2 separate regions of the Mus musculus genome follow, and region 1 is linked to region 2. A link is a loop called in an ENCODE intact Hi-C map of the cell type or tissue named here. Cell type or tissue: left cerebral cortex. All regions are shown on one strand.

Region 1 (8,000 bases), 350 kb before region 2:
TAATTTTACATTTCACAGACCCCTTCAGTAGTTAAGTCATCATAGTCTTCAGGACATGTATCTCTTCCTTTTCCATTTTATCATCGGCTCCTTGAAGGAAGGGTCAACATATCTCCTCTGCATTACGTATAGGATCTCCCTGAGAACCTAGCACAAGATATGCCACGAGTAAACAGTTGTTGGTCAGAGAGTCTGATTCTGCCTGTTATTCTCGGCTGAGGTAAAACACTCTTAGTAACTCGGCCAAATTGTATGGGTTTTTTGTTTTGGTTTGAAATCCGTCTCGAGTCTGAAAGATCTCTAATGTAGGTATAACAGCTCAGGGCTGCCATGGTCAGTGAAGTGTGACACCCGTTTTTTTTATTATCCATAAATGAATTATCTACTGTGACCCAGCTCTTCCATCATTTCTGCACCTTCCTCCTGTCAGCAGCTGCGTCGTGGGTGCTGAGACCGGCCTGGAGCCAAGGAAAAATCAGAAACAGGTGGGGGTGGGCTTGGGGGCGGTGCTTATGTCAGTAGCTGGGGGTGAGTTATGAATGCATTCGGAAAGTCAATTACAACAGTGATCATCTCTTTTTTTTTTCTTTTAAAAACTGTTATATGCACATTTCTATCTAATCTATTGTCATCCAAAGGCAAGTGTTAACAATAGCAATGGATCCGTTAAGACTAACCTGTCCTAGGAGCAAAGGAAACTGTTTCAAAATGGGAATTTATCTGTTTGAAGTCAGATCTCTTGAATAAAAAAAAGAGGCATTTTTTTTTCAACAGCTTGCAGCAAGCCAGGCAGGGGATGCGTGGTAAATATTAAAATCCTCATTAGAGTAAGAGTTGAATTTTACCCTGTGGCTCTTGATGACGCAAGAGTATGCTGACAGCTTCCATTTCCAGTTCTGGTCAATGTCCTCATGGACCCTGTTGGTCACCCTCCCACCCAACCCCCATCCCCACTTTCTTCCATGAATTCCTTTTTAAAAAAGTAAATAGCATTTGCAAGGCTGGTTGAAATTCAGATGTGGGTGGGTTCCACCAACAAGACTGCTCACTGGGCACATCTGGAGTAGAGTCCTGGTTGCTTTCATCACTAGAAAATGCCCAAGCACCTGGTGCTGGTGCTGGTGCTGCTGCTGCTGTTGCCACTGATGGATGGTGGTGGCAGTGATGATGATGATAATGATGATGATGGGTGTGGGAGGGATGATCTGGGGGGGTCACACTTTAAAGGCCACTGGTTTGAACCATTTATCCTTACTCCCCATTGATGAAAAAATCTGCAGACTTGCACAAAGCCACAGCCTTCTAAGATGAAGGCTCCCAAAAGTGAGGGCTTCTTTTCCCTCAAGACAGGTTGAAGGTGTGGCTGATAGGGAGTGTAGATGCCCATGCATGCAATGGACCGTGGCCTCACACTGTATCCTCTTCCTGCCTCTCCTGTTGCTCCTTCCCAGAAGATAGGCTGAGTGAGCACCCTTTATCAGAAAAACATTCCTGCGCATGAATTTGAGGTCATTTTAGATTTTGAATCATGATATATTTCCCCATCTCCCAGTTGTAAAAGGAAGAGCTTGCTAGAGATGAGTGCTCTCAATTCTTGCACTCCACAGGATGACACTGTTGTTTAGATTAAATGCTGCTTAGAAATCCCATTACAGTTGTTCTGAAAAATAAGAGTTTTAACGGTGAATAAGGGATTCGGACACAAACTTGACACCTCTCTAGATTGCTGTCAGAGCTAGATCAGACAGTCAACATTCATGTGCACTGAACCCCACGGTGTGCACTGAACTCCACGGTGTCCACTTCCCCTTTCTCCAGACCCCTGGACTCTTTGCTGTGTGCCCACCCTCTCCCCCAATGCCCCTGCATGTTCTTCTATTTACTCTGTGGCCCAAAGTCACTTCATACTTTATTAACTCCCTCTGCTTAATTAGACAGAAGATGAGATCCAAACACAGTGCAGAATACATGGAAATTAACTGACGAAATATAAACAACAGGCTAAAGAACACTTGTTGGAGCCCCACTCCCACCCCCAGAAAATGTTAACTGTGGAAGCGGAAGCATTGCTGGAATGTGACTTCCTCACAGACCCACACAGGATTGGAAACGTTATACTGCTTCACTGGAGATTGGCTCTGTGGTATTTACTCCGGCATCGGTCCACCCCGGTGAGCTGTGACTCCCACAGACTCATATTTCTGTCTCCTGCCTAAGGAATCCTTTATCTTATATAAGCAAAATGATGTTGAAAGTGGAGGCATCTGGATGCTTTGCCTTTCCCTAGAATATTTGGCTTGTGGCTTGAAAGATGAGGCAAGCAAGACAGTGACAAACCCTAACGGGGGTTACAGTGATTTTAGTTTCCTGCCTCGATCACCCCCGTTTTCCTCATTGCAGTGTCAATATACCCAATAGGACTGAAGGAAGAAAGGTTTTCTTTGTTGATGGAATGCAGAAATGTCAAGCCAGAGACCACAGCTATGACTCTGGGCTACAACATGTTGAAGGAGAATGTCATGGTAGCAAGAACCTATGAAGGAGTGATGATTCACTTCATGGGTGTCAGGAAGCAGAGAGGACATGGATTGGGGATTTTTCTCTGCATTTTGATGAATGGCCAGCAGCATCTCAAAGGAGGAAGGATTTCTTTGGGCTCATAGTTTCATGTCAGGGAAGGCACGGCAGTGTTGATGGTGGTGGGAGTAGCTTGGTCCAGGGTGGAGGGAACATTGGGATTCTTGCTCATGTCGCAGAGGATGGAAACCAGAGAGAACTCAGTCCAGAACCAAGGCTAGCCTGAACTGCTCAGAGCCCACCGCCCCCGTGTCTCACATCCTCCAGCTAGACCCCACCTCCTACAGATTCTCCTCCCTTCCATAAACACTGTCACCAACTGGGAATTTAAGTTCAAGCACATTAACCTGGGGAGGGACATTACATTTTCAAACTATAACGGAAGGACAAAACTCAGCGGCCAAGGATCCACCCAGTGATCTAATTCCTCAAGTTAGTCTCCACCCTCCACAGCTCCCAGGCTCTCCCAAAATATCTCTGCCAGCTTGGGACAAGTGATTCAACACATGAGCCTGTGGGGGGTGTTTCGTATTCAAACCACAGTGGCAAGTATAGACGTGGAATTTTATCTGTGCCGCTCAACCTAACTTCACCTTCACTTTTATTCTAGAACCTTCTAATGTTACACTAAACGTACTTAGAAACTTCTCTGCCTTGCTCTTTGAGCTTCATTTAAAGCTTTAAATTGGCAGAGGCTTTTCAATTCAGTTGTCATTTTCAATGAATATTTTTTTTTCAGTCAAATGGCTTTAGTTAAGTTGAGGGACAATTTAGTTTTAAGGTGAGGAGCACTGAGGCAATTTAGTAATTTAATTCCACCATGTGGTCTGGACATGAACCCAAGGCCTGGGGACTGGTGCCTCTCTGTTAATTAATTCTCTATGTCAGACATCTGGGAAGCCGCCTCTTCCGCTTGGTCTGAGTTGACTAATTAATTAAGCTGTGTTTGTAAACAGGCATTTTCTCCCCTAGCCCTTTTTTTGTGATCATCTGTTTCTTTAGCCACAAGCTGATGACCCTACTTAATGGCAAACTACCTAGCCAATAATTCCAATCTCCTACAGGCTCCGGACAGGTCGTTTGGAGGCTGCCCAGCACTGGGCAAATCTGGGCATTGGAAGAAGGTCAGTAAGGATTGGGATTCAATTAAGTCATTTATTAATTATGTGGCTGCAGGCGAATTGTCTCACATCACAAAATGTCAGTTTCCTCGTTCCCTCCTTCAACCCTTACCGCTTAGCCTGGGACCTGGAGTGTGGTTGACACTCTCTATACTCCAGGTATGCCTCTCTGAGGGATCTCCCATACTAACCTTGACTTTGTGCTGAGCTCAGGGATGGCTAGCTTCAAGCTACTTCTGTTTGCATTATTATGCTGGTCTTTCTCCAACCCATTGTTGATAAGCTGACAACTGTTGTGACCTTTACGCCTTACAGAGAGAGAATCCGTTTCTGCAATGGGAATGGACAAAATCCCAGAGCTAGCCAGAGATGGAGCATGACCGTTGTCTTCATACTCCTGGCCTTGAGCTTCTTCCTTGGAGACCAGGTTTCCTCCTGACCTTCAGCAGAATGTAAAAGGAGGTGCTAAACACTGGGAGTGGGGCAGGAGGAGAGTTACAGGAGTGCTGCCTGAAATAGCACCTCATTAAAGAAATCAATGCTAATCAGTGATGCTCACGGTGGCGAAGCACCTGTTAGCCATCATCACCCAATAGGAAGGAGCTTGCTGCTAGGTCCCCTCCCTGGAGCATCTTCCCTCGACAGCCCACCTGCTTTGGCTAAGTACGTTGTCAGCAAGTGATGTAACTCAATGTTTCTAACTAATTTCAGTAACATTTGTACATCGGCAGTTCCATATATGACCGGTTGTATTATCAGCTTTGTGCGATAAGAAAGATACATGTATACATATAGCCAGATAGACATAAAATTACAATCTCCCATTTTTACAGTAAGCATCTAAGAGGCCCAAAGGTTAGAATTGTCACATTCACGAGGCTCTTCAGTGGGAGAGGTGGGACTGCTTCCGCAGCTTCCTATTGTAAGGTTAGTTCTGTTTCAATGGACTATAATTAAGAAAGATGTCAGCGCTGTGCTTACTGAAGAAGTTTTGCTGTTCTTGTCTATTAGTTTTTGCTTGCTTTTCCCTCTTATGTTGCACATGGGTGTTGCACGTGTGTGTTCTACATATGTGTGCACATACGTGCACTTGAATTTGAAGGATGAAAGACCATCTTGGTGCTTATTCTCAGTCATGGCCCACCTTTTATTGTGATCGGGTCTCTCACTGATCTGGACTACACAGGGTAAGCTAAATTGCCTGGCTAGTAAGCCCTGAGGACCTACTTGTCGCCACCTTCACAGCTCTGGCATTCCAAGTGTGTGTCACCATATCCTGCCTTTAAAAGTAGGTTCCGGGAATGGGACTCTGACTCTCGTGTTTGCAAGGCCAGAATTCTGATGAATGAGCAGTCTCCTAACCTCTTTACTCACTTGTTGGTTCTGCCTGGTATATGTATTAAAGCTTTCCCCTAAATAATATATTTTGATACATTTCTGCTACTTGGCAACTACCTTCAAATTTGATGGCATGAAACAACCACCCTTTTCCCATTCTGCTTTCTTTAAGTGGGTGGCTGGTTTGAGTTGGGATTAGCTGTGTGGTCCCTGGAACAGACTCACAGGGCCTCATATATCTAGCTAGTCACCTGACAGTTAACCAAGCCTGAATAATCAAAATGGCCTCACTGTTGTTTCTGATGTTAACACTGCATCTCAGAAGGGATCCAGCCCCTCCAACTTATCCTCAAAGAGGCTCACCGAGTGCTAAGCCCTGTTAGCAGGATTCCAAGAGCATGAGTCCTATGTCACCATTGCTCAGCAAATCTCCACACATGTCATATATTTTTGATATCCTATTAGTGAAGCAAGTCACAAAGCCAAATCCAAAGTCAATGTGACAAAGCTTATACGAAAGCATCAGGAAAAAGATCCTTTTTGGAAATGTTCACTGGCTTGTTTTGCTAATGTTTACTCAGTGCCAATCGAGGGATTCTTCCCTCCCTATGTCAGGCATTAAGGGATATAAGAAAATAAAATTCAGTCCTGCCAACATCTCCTGGTCTTCTGAAAAAGACCAACACAGTGATGTTCTTTGGCTAGTTTGGTAATTGCGATATACATGGGAATTGGAAATGCCAAAGAAGGAGATCTCAAACTCAAATCCACCTTAGGGCTATGGTAAGCAGAGACTTTGGGGTGACTGTAGGCATTGCCTAAGTTGAACCCCAAGAGCAGAGTGAAGTTCATCCGGGGCACTAGGGGACACCAGGGGGTTGGGGTAGAACATGCCGTTTGTATGAAGACATTTGAGTCAGTGAAAGCAGAGAGTGTTGCTATCAAATGCTGTGCAGAGGCCAACGATACTGAAGTGGCATGCTGAAGAGAAACAAAGGCAGGAATGAGGAGACAAGGAACAAAGGTGAGGAAAACATGTCTATCTTTCCACTGAGGTTGGATGAAGGTGAATGACGAGGCACTGGTGGCCTGGGAGAAGCACACGGATGGGAAAGTTCTGTGTTTTAGAGAGATCACCTTGAGAACTGGATGGAGAATGAACCGGAGGAAGACAAGGCTAGAGATGGGGAAAGCAGATGTCACGTAGAAAACCAGGCCAGAAGCAGAGCGGGAGAGAGTGGAACCAGGAAGGAATCCTTCTCTACCCCTTCCGTCTTCCAGGCTGGGAGAGGCATATCAGTTTAGGGCTGACCGAGTGTTGATGAAAGCCCTAGTTTGGCCTAGCATTGTCTAGAATATCTAGGCAGAACTATTTTGTACATAATTATTAAGTACCTTCAAACCCTGCATTGACAAGGGAGGTGGTGGACTTTGAACTTCTTTTAACATTTGCCCATCACTTATTCAGTTGTAAATATTTGTTCTGGATATTTATGCTTGGGAAAGAGGGTTTGTGCCATTGAGAGCATTTTTAACTCATTCAAGAACCTGTGAGAGTTAGTTCTCTCCTTCTACCATATGGATGCTTGTATCCATCAAGCCATATTACCAGCTCAGCCCTTTGAGCTCTTTTGATACTGTCTGTATGGTATGTGCAAACTGTCCCCTGGTCCAGCCAGGTAACTGAGTGGAAGAGTGAATATCTCCCTAGACACAGAGCTTTCAATATCCTCCCCGCTCCCTGCAGTATCTGTGGTCTTGCAGTGATCCTTAAAAACGTTGGCCTCTTTTGTTTGAGCGCCATTAGTCCCTCCATAATCCTGTGAGTCTTTGTCATGGGTAGGGCTTGGCTTGCTGGGTTTCATATATATTCATACCCCGTGCCTTAGATTTCCTCTATGATCATGTTTGAAATGAAGTCACTCTGTTGCCCCGGAAAGCACATTCATGACCATCAGAGTTTACATTCAGATGTGTACTCTGGAAAATTGTCATTATCCTCATGCAACACATCTCTTCTCCAGCTTCTCCCATTACCTTCTGTTTGACACTTGTGCACGAGCACCCTGCAATGATAAAAACAGCTCTCTGCAGACTCATCTGGCCAGGAGGTCCTGCTCAGGTCTAGCTAGATTTTTCTAGCTCTGAAAATTTTGCCTGAGAAGCTGATCTTGCTGGTTTGGGTCAGCTTATTAAATGTGAGACAATTTGCCTCACTGTGCATTAGCGTCTGGAGACATACTTGAAAGCCCTGCTGGTCTTAATGTGTCTGAGATCCCTGGACAGGATTCTGCATATTTTTAAGTAATGTTTTCTTTAAAGATACCAAAAGCATTTAAAATTTGGAGGAGAACTGTGAAGGAGGGTGTAATGAGATGGATCAGGAAGCCAAAAGCAGGGCAGGTTGGGAGTTAGCATCCTTTGAAAACCAGGAAAATCACCTCTGACTCTGTGTGGTCTTCAGGGGGCACTTAGGGCCTTCTGCATTGCAGTACTGTTTCTTGTTGGAACCATTCATCCTCCTGTTGTTTCAGATACCTAAGACGTTCTGTGTTCCACAGGTCCCAGGTACATCATAGCTACTACAGAGAACAGGACAGATGAGCCAGGGCATTATTACTGTATATTTTATGCCATTCTCTGGACTCTGTGGGCCCAGCTGAGAGTTGAAGTGGCAAAGAAAAAAAGCAAAAGACAAAGGCTTTGGTGTCAGCCTGCCTAAGCCCTGGTCTTGCCACCTCCTTGGTGTGGAAGCCCCCTAGGCAAGGATCTGTTCTAGTTTGCTTTTCTGTTGTTATGACAAACAGCATGAACAGAGCACCTTCCAGGCCACCATCCATCACTGGGAGAAATCAGGGCAGGAGCTCAAAGCAAAGTTCTAGGGCAGAAACAATGCTGCTTAATGGCTTACCCCTTGCTAGTACTTTTATACAGCCCAGGATCATCTGCCCAAGGAATTTTAAC
Region 2 (8,000 bases):
ATAACCAGACCAAAGGCACAGCAGGCTCCCAGAAGAGAGGTCGGTCCATGAGGAGGTACACCTCACTACTAGGGAGCTTGATGAGTTTGCCAATTCATTCAAGCAGAAGTCTGGGGAATTTTCACAGAGTGGGATAATGGCAGAGAAAATGCAGAATGGGTAGCAGAGGAAGGTAGTTATAAATACCAGCTAAGGCCACATGACCAATCGCAGAAGTAAAGATTATAATTGACATGCATGCCTCTGTCATATTCTGTTGATAATGTGTTTGTACAGACATCTGTGTTTAATTTCCCTCTATTTCTTTATCAGATAATGTAGCCTCCGTTAAGTTATAAGTGGTTAGCCATATTGAAGTTTTGAGAATGTCCCTCAAGGGACATTGCCACCTATTCTAAAATTTATGATGTGCTTATGATTGTACGTGGGATAGTTATATCATATTAGGCATAATTGTGGTCTGACTGTTGTTTTCATTTGGAAATTAAGCATGACATAAAAAGATATGATTGTGTGTCAAGTTAACAAGGAGTGGACTTGTGATGGCTATTCTTGGTGTCAACTTGACTACATCTGGGATTAACTAAAATCCAAGGGCTGAGTATACTTGTGAGAGATTTTCTTCTTAATTAAATAACTTGAAGAACCACCTTGAATTGAGATCTTCAGCGGTGGGGTGATCCACCTTTAAGCTGGACCACTCCTTTTGCTGTCAGCCTGTAGAAAGGACACGGGAGAAGGAAAATGTTGCTTGCTCTTCGAATGCTTCTTCCCACCCTCACTCTGATGTCAAGTCCTTTCTCTCCTGGGCATTAGAGCCTACTTCTTTAGGATTCCAGTGTATACTGAAGACCAGCTGGGACATCGTCGAGACTCACAGACTGCGCAACTACAGGACTATTGGGCTTTCTGCTGACAGACAGCCATTGTTGGACTAGCAGGACAGAAACCTGCAAGCCATTCTACTAAATATCAGATATAATCTATATTATATATGATAATATATACATACATATATATGTATGTGTGTGTGTGTGTGTGTGTGTGTATTCTATGTTTTGTTGCTCTAGAGAACCCTGACTAATATAAGTAAATATGTCAGTTACAACAGAAAGGTCAACACAACCCCAGAAACCCACGCCTGAGTTTAGGTAAATTGAGAATGGACAGCAGTTCTGGCCAGGGAGTGTTATGAGTCAGACTGAGCAAACTGAACAGTCTAGGGACATAGGAGTGTCTTGGTAGACTTGGGAGACATTTTACTGATAACGAGGTTAAGAAGGGTGACAGTGGAGTGGAAGTGGAAGTGTGACAGTGGAGGTTTTTGTGAAGATGAGAATAATCTCACAGACTTGTTTACTGGTGGTAACAAACCTTTCTCTTTTTGGTGACAGGGTTCTACCACATTGCTGAGACTGGTCTCCACCTCACAACCCTCAGCCCACAGAGTGCTGGGAGTACAGGCTCGGGAGTAAAGTTTAAACTGGGAGGAATCAATCGATAACGCAGGTGAGAGAGGAGCCATGAGGAAGAGCGGAGGTGAGGCCCTTCAGAGGGGAATGTTTCCCACCCCAGAAGGAGACATGAAAAGAATGCATATCCTGTAAGTTTTATGTCAAGTTTTATGCCAGCTTGACCCAAGCTAGAGTCTTCAGGTCAGAGATAAGGGAGCCTCACCTGAGAAAATGTCTCCCTAAGACCTGGCTGAAAGCAATTTCTTAATTAGTGATTGATGAGTGGGGTGCCATCCTATTATGGATAGTGTCTCTCCTGGGCTGGTGGTTCTGGATTTTATAAGAAAGCAGGCTGAACAAGCCATGAGAATTAAGCCAGTGAGCAGCACTCCTTCATGGCCTCTGCATCAGCTCCTGCCTCCAGGCCCCTGCCCTGCTGGAGTTCCTGTCTTGACTTCCTTTGATGGTGACCTGTGATCGAGACACATAACCTGGATGAAACCTTTCCTCCCCAGGTTGCTTTGGCCATAGTGTTTCATCACAGCTATAGTCACCCTGACTAAGGCAACCTGTACGATCACACAGGTATAAGCATAGCTCTTGTGACTGGAGACAGAGGGAGTTCTCTGCCACTGGTTTTAATTTCTCCAGGAAGAATAATTAGGAGATTATTACAGCATTCTCTGTTTCTCTAGGCATAACATGACCACCCCACAGCCATTTGGGAGTAAAGATCAGCTTGGCCTGGTAATCATGGAACAGATAAAAAACAATACAGAGGTAGCTAGACTTGGAGTTAAGGTAACAGGGCTGCTGGCACTCTTTAGAAGGGAGAAGAGGGTCATGAGGCCCTCGCCTGGACTTGTAACCATCATTCCCTCCTGGTCTTCTGAGACAGTAATCATGGGAGACGTTAGCGTATACAGGAAGTGGAAGGTCTAAAGAAATGAGTCTCCTTTATATCACAATGGCTTCCTAAAAGGCCTCCCAAACTGGGCACATCCCAGCCCCACAGTCCTTCAGATACTCACCCCTTGGAGGAATGCCCCTAGACCACAAACATGCTGGGCAGTGTAACCCTCATTTAAACCTCTACCTACAAAGGCTTGACAGCTATTGTTGGTCGTCAACTTGACTACATCTGGAATTAAGTAAAACACAAACAAGGAAGGCACACCTGTGTGAGAATTTTGCTTAATTTAAGATCTACTTCTAATGTGGATCTCTGAAGTGGAAAGGCACACCTTTAATCTGGACCTTTTGAGCTGGGAAAACCCACCTCTAATCTGGTCCACACCTTCTGCTAGAAGTCTGTACGAGAACATGGAAGAAGGAAGCTTTTGCTCTTTACCTATCACCTTGCTAGCAAATCCTTCCCTTCACTGGCCTCAGAGCCTACTCCTTCAGGATCCCAGCGCATCCTGAGACATCCAGCCTCATGGACCAAACATCTGGATTCTTGGAGCTTCCATTCCTAGGCAGCCACTGTTAGACTAGCTCGACCACAGCCTGTAATTCATTCTAATAAATTCTCTTTCCCTGTATAGAAAAAGACTCATTCTAACAGTCCTGTTGCTCTAAATAAAGCCCTGACTAATACAAAGGCCAGTGTTCCAGTCCCTCACTTGGGCATCCAAAGGCTTCCCGTCCCTAGTCCCACCTTTGCACAATTAGACGCCACACATTCCTTCCCCCTTTCTACCTTTTACTGACATTCTTGCAGCCTGTCCATTGCCCCAGCCAAAGGCTGTGAAAACTCACTTTTATGTCTTTCTTCAGACTCTTCAGCCCAGCTGCCCTCCCTCTTGGAGAAGTTCAAGTCAGCTCCCACTTTTCCACCTACTGACTCATTCCATTAAATTCACTTTTCCTGCCTAGTGTCTAATTTCTTTTAAAAACAAAACACCTTATGAAAGATTGCAGTTGTCATGTCTTATAAGTGTACCCTTATGTATGCATGTTCATCTACACACATGCTGGGTCTGGAAAGAAGGAAGGAAGGAAGGAAGGAAGGAAGGAAGGAAGGAAGGAAGGAAGGAAGGAAGGAAGGGAGAGAGAGAGAGAGAGAAAGAAGAGAGGAAGAAAGAGATCAGAGAGAAGGGGGGACGGTAGGAGGGAGGGGCACATAGAGAAAAGACAAAGTAAAGTGGAGGCACCTTGACCCCAGATGAGCCCCAGCTTCTCTGGTCCCTGCAGGGTTCCAGGCTGGCAATACCCTCAGCTTCCTCCCCTGCTCTCTCTCCCTGTCTTCCCCTGTGCCTCCGTCTTTGATGTGTGTCCAGTAACAGCATCAAATCTTAACCAGCAGCCCCATCTTGGAGAAGAACAACAGAAGAGATGAAAATGTAACGTTGAGAAGTTCATGCTCCAAGGAGCACGTGCACTTTGCCTCCTGTAGAGCCCATCCGAGACGAGCCTGGCAGAGGTCTGGCTTTCTGGCACATGCAAAGACCATTGGATACCCATCCCGGTGTATGGGGGCAACTGAGAAATCACCAGGAGACGGAGCTTCCTCTGTGTGCACAAGGGAGCCAGCCATGCCTGCTTCCAAGGACCTGGTTGTCTGAGTGAAGCATGCAAAAAAAAAGAAGACGAAGGAGAGAAAGGAATCATCGACCTACTGTCTCCTCCTCCTCCTGAAAAAGACAGCCCAGCAGACATCCATCCCCCCAGGACTCACAGGCCCTCTGTAAATTACAACCCTGAGCGCTAAGGGTAGCACCCTGGACCAGAGCCAGTGGCTGTCCTGGATGCACTGTTTGCTGTGAGCCTAGGGTAGAAGAGGTGAAGGCCCTTGGCTGGGCTGCTTACAAAATCTCCTTCCCAACCCTGGCTCCTTACTCCCCTTCGAAAGCACTGCAGAGCCTGCGTCTGATTAATGTTGTGCGCTGATATACACAGAAGCCGGCTCCAGATTCCTGGCAAACCGCCCTGCACCCTGCGGAGAGGAGGCTCCACCTGCCCAAGGGCGACCCCTGGCGGCCAGCAGAGAAACTGCGCAAAACTGGGAAAGGTTTGTTTTAAAGAGTGCGGACTGGTATTGGGTGTACACCTCTAATCCCAATTATCTGGGAGGCTAAGGCTGGAGGACCACAAGTTCCAGGACAGCTGAGAAAAATTACTGAGACCTCCGTCTCAAAGAAAGAAAAGAGGCTGGGCATGTGGGTCCTTGGTAGAACATTTGCCTGGTGTGAGTCAGGTCTCAGGTTCAATCCCCAATAATAGTAATTATTATTATTATTATTATTATTATTATTATTATTATTATTATTATTATTATTATTATTATTAAAACAAGCAAAATGTTTTAAGAAATAAAGGCGACAGAGTAAGCTATGCAGCCCCAGATGGTGCTGTACAGGAGGTAGAGTCTAAAGGGAAAGCCAATTTTGCTGTCTTACAGTGCAAGCAGGAAGGAAACATTCTGTTTGGAATGGTGGGGGCTGAAGGAGGTAATTGTGGAGGGGGAAGGTGGAAATGTGAAAATCTGTTGATAGTCGGAATAGAATCTGTTTAATATAATTCTTTCACAAAATAACACTTACAAAGTTTTCCCTGCTCTGAGCCAGGCCTCCTTCCATCTTCAGCACCAAGGCCATATTCTCCCCTCTGCTTCCCCACCAGCTGCTTCGGGAAAGGAATCAACCTATACTACTTGTGTCCTGTACCTGCAGTGATCCTGGGACCCAGGAGTCAAGAGGCTAGCTGTTTGACCTTGAACAATCTGCTCAACATCCTGGGAACTCCTTCCAGAATTCCAGAATATGAAAGCAAGGAAGGGCTTGTGAGTAGCGGGTGGCTCTGTCACCTCTCACTTTCCCATCCTCTCCCATCAGTTGACACACCCATCCTCAGTCCCACCAGGCATCGGTGTACATTTGCTCTGCAAGGAGCCAATTGGTGCACAGTTGACCAGCTTTCGGATGGAGCCTGATGCTTTCAGCCTGATCTCAGAGGCTTTAGGTGGCCATCTTTCACTTTGGTGTCAGATTGCTCTGATGCCCAAGGCTCTCTCGAAGGAGCTGCCACCAACAAGAAGTTCCCCCAGAGACACAACTCCCAAGTCTATAATCATAGGCACCAAGGGAGAAATAATGGACAATTAGATACTTGCTAGGTGACTTTTCCATAAACAGATGTCTTTTTTTCCCAAGGTAGGGTACCAACAGCAGACCAAAGGAGTGGGTCCCATCTGTGTCCAGTTTGATAAAGCAATGTGTTTATTTCAGTAGTATGGCTGACGGGGTACTCGCTGAAGTATGGTGAGTCCAAAGGTTGATGCATGATTATCATGGAGGGAAGCAGACATGCGTGATACTAAGCAGTAGCTGACAGCTTTACATCCTGCAAGTAGTGAGAGAGATCTCAGAGCCCACCCCCAGAGACACACCTTCTCTATCAAAGCCACATCGATTCCAATAAAGCCACACCTCCTAATCTTTCCCAAACATGTCCACTCCCTGACAAATAAGCATTCAAACTATAAGAGCCTGTGGAGACGGTACTCATTCAAACCACTACAAGGAGATAGCTACATAGCGTGGTTCTAAATGAAAGCGTGGGGGTCAGCCAAGAGCAGCCCCTGGAAGTGTAGGAAAATCAGCAAGTGGAAAAATGAATTCAGAACAAAATCCTGAGCCACAGGAGCGAGAGCTGGCCTGGGTGCTCTGAGGCCGTGGGCAGCTCCTGCCCTCTAATTCAACAGAGCCAATAGAATGGTACACCACAGGGCATGTCCGCAGGACAGAGACTATTCAAATGACCTTAAAGGTCCCCTGGGACACAGAACAGTCTAGTCTCAGAATCCTAATGCATATCTCATGGAGAGACACTACCTCTGAGAGTCTAATCTGCCACTAAGTTACCAGAAGTAAGAGGTGAGAACATGGGTTCTCTCTCCTGATTCTTATGCATCCATCCATTTGCTCATTCCTTTAGTCATCTATCCATCCATTTATATAGACTTTCATTCAAATGTTTGTGGAGGCCAGAGACTGGCACTGATAGTCTTCTCATGCTTCTCTTAACCTTGTGTTTTGAAACAGGGTCTCTCATTGAATCTGGAGTTCTCTGGTGCAGCTAACCTGGCTGGCCAGCAAGCTCCTATCTGTCTCCTCAGCACTGGGACTCCAGGCGCAGAGCACCATGTCTGGCTTTATATGTGAGCACTGGAGATGTGAACTCGGGCCCTCATGCTTGCATAACAAGCACTTTACCAACCGAACCATAGCCCCAGTCCCTATCGCCCCAGTGCCCATTCTGGCAGCATTTTATTTAATAGTTAATATGTACCTGGCATGGGGTCTTTGCTACCGGGAGGACAAGATAATTGTAGTTTGTTTTCCTTCTCTTCCAGGCAAGATTCTATAATGCATGACTCGGGTGTCAGGAATCTCCTCTACTGTCCTATCCTTTGATGGGTCAGCTAAGAGTTCCTTTGGACACTATAGGAAACACAGACACAGGGTCCAAATGTCACAGAGTCCGCTACTGCCAAACTTAGTCTTTCCATATCCACCTACCCACTTTCTGAAGCCACAAATGAGAACAGGACACAACGTACTTGCACTGTAGAATTGGGGACAGATATACCCAGCTTCACCTTACCTTAGGCCTCTGAAGACTGACATATGAGCTGGTTCCAATGGTACCTCACACGAAGGGGTATTTACCTAGAACATTCCTGTAGCCCCTTCCCTCTGCCTTCTGTCCCTCCCTCCCGCCCCCTACCTCTGTGGGATTTTCATCAGTCCGCCATACTCTTTACAATATTTTCCGAATTGTGTTTGTAGGTTGTTAATGGTGGCAGAACTCTGTATAATTATCCCCCAATTCATCAGTCTCCTTAACAGGCAAATGCCTTTTCCCCCAATAAGTTTCACTGGCTGAGGCACGGATCTCGTCCTTGTTGCTACGGAAACCAGAACGTTTCTCTGTTTTAATGGTATGTTGAAAGTACTGCTAGTGTGCATGTGCACATATGGTGCCTGCTGGCTTTATCCACCATTTCTGCCTTCCCTACCTCCACTGACCTGCCTGGCATTGTCCCCACATCACATGCTTTCTAATGGTCCCCCTCATCCACAGCCCCGCTTGTCCCTTCGCTGCCTCACACCCTGCCTCCACCTCCCCCCACCCTTCCATCTGGTGTTCTCAGCTGCCTGAAAAGAAATACCAGTTGGCTTTGCATGAAATTGAAGAGGGAGAGGGAAATAGAAGGTAATTGCAGAGACAAAAAGGCTTTGACCAGCCAGGTGTTTTCTGCTGGAAGGCCCGTGCCTTCAGCTAGCCACCTTCCTGGAACAGGGACAACTCAGAGAGGGACAAGAGGGTGGAGTGTGAGAGGCTCCATGCAGGAGTAAAGGGACCAAGTTTCAGATCTGGACAGCACCATCTGCTGCTGCTGTTCTTGGGCACCAATGAAGTCAGCTCCCTCCAACTGTCTGTGTTTGGCTCGGGGTTGAGGGGACCGCTGGCGGTGGGGAGGGCTCTGTTGAGACTTATTTGTTTGTGCATTTACCCAACAAGCTCTTCCTGAATGTTCAT

The links. Hi-C counts contacts between places; a loop is a spot of excess contacts. Peaks named below come from ENCODE experiments on the same cell type or tissue, not always from the same donor. Only the 100,000 strongest peaks of a DNase experiment are listed, where the experiment ranks them.
Region 1: it touches region 2 in a loop (4-fold over the local background); 2 of 42 quality-filtered maps call a loop at or near these places.

Annotation. Positions count from the first base shown.
Region 1 is chr6:135,792,595-135,800,594 of GRCm38, reverse strand. All of the region lies in intron 6 of Grin2b (glutamate receptor, ionotropic, NMDA2B (epsilon 2)), which reads left to right. Among named protein-coding and RNA genes, the nearest start is that of Gm14330, 56 kb to the left of the region's middle. In left cerebral cortex, no CTCF peak of the experiment used is centred here; DNase peaks (open chromatin) are centred at 2,677, 2,709, 3,047, 4,269 and 4 more places; H3K27ac peaks cover 7,438 bases.
Region 2 is chr6:135,441,192-135,449,191 of GRCm38, reverse strand. No RefSeq gene overlaps it. Among named protein-coding and RNA genes, the nearest start is that of Gm25136, 81 kb to the left of the region's middle. In left cerebral cortex, a CTCF peak has its summit at 4,431 (motif pointing left); DNase peaks (open chromatin) are centred at 4,369, 7,579 and 7,793; H3K4me3 peaks cover 286 bases; H3K27ac peaks cover 2,318 bases.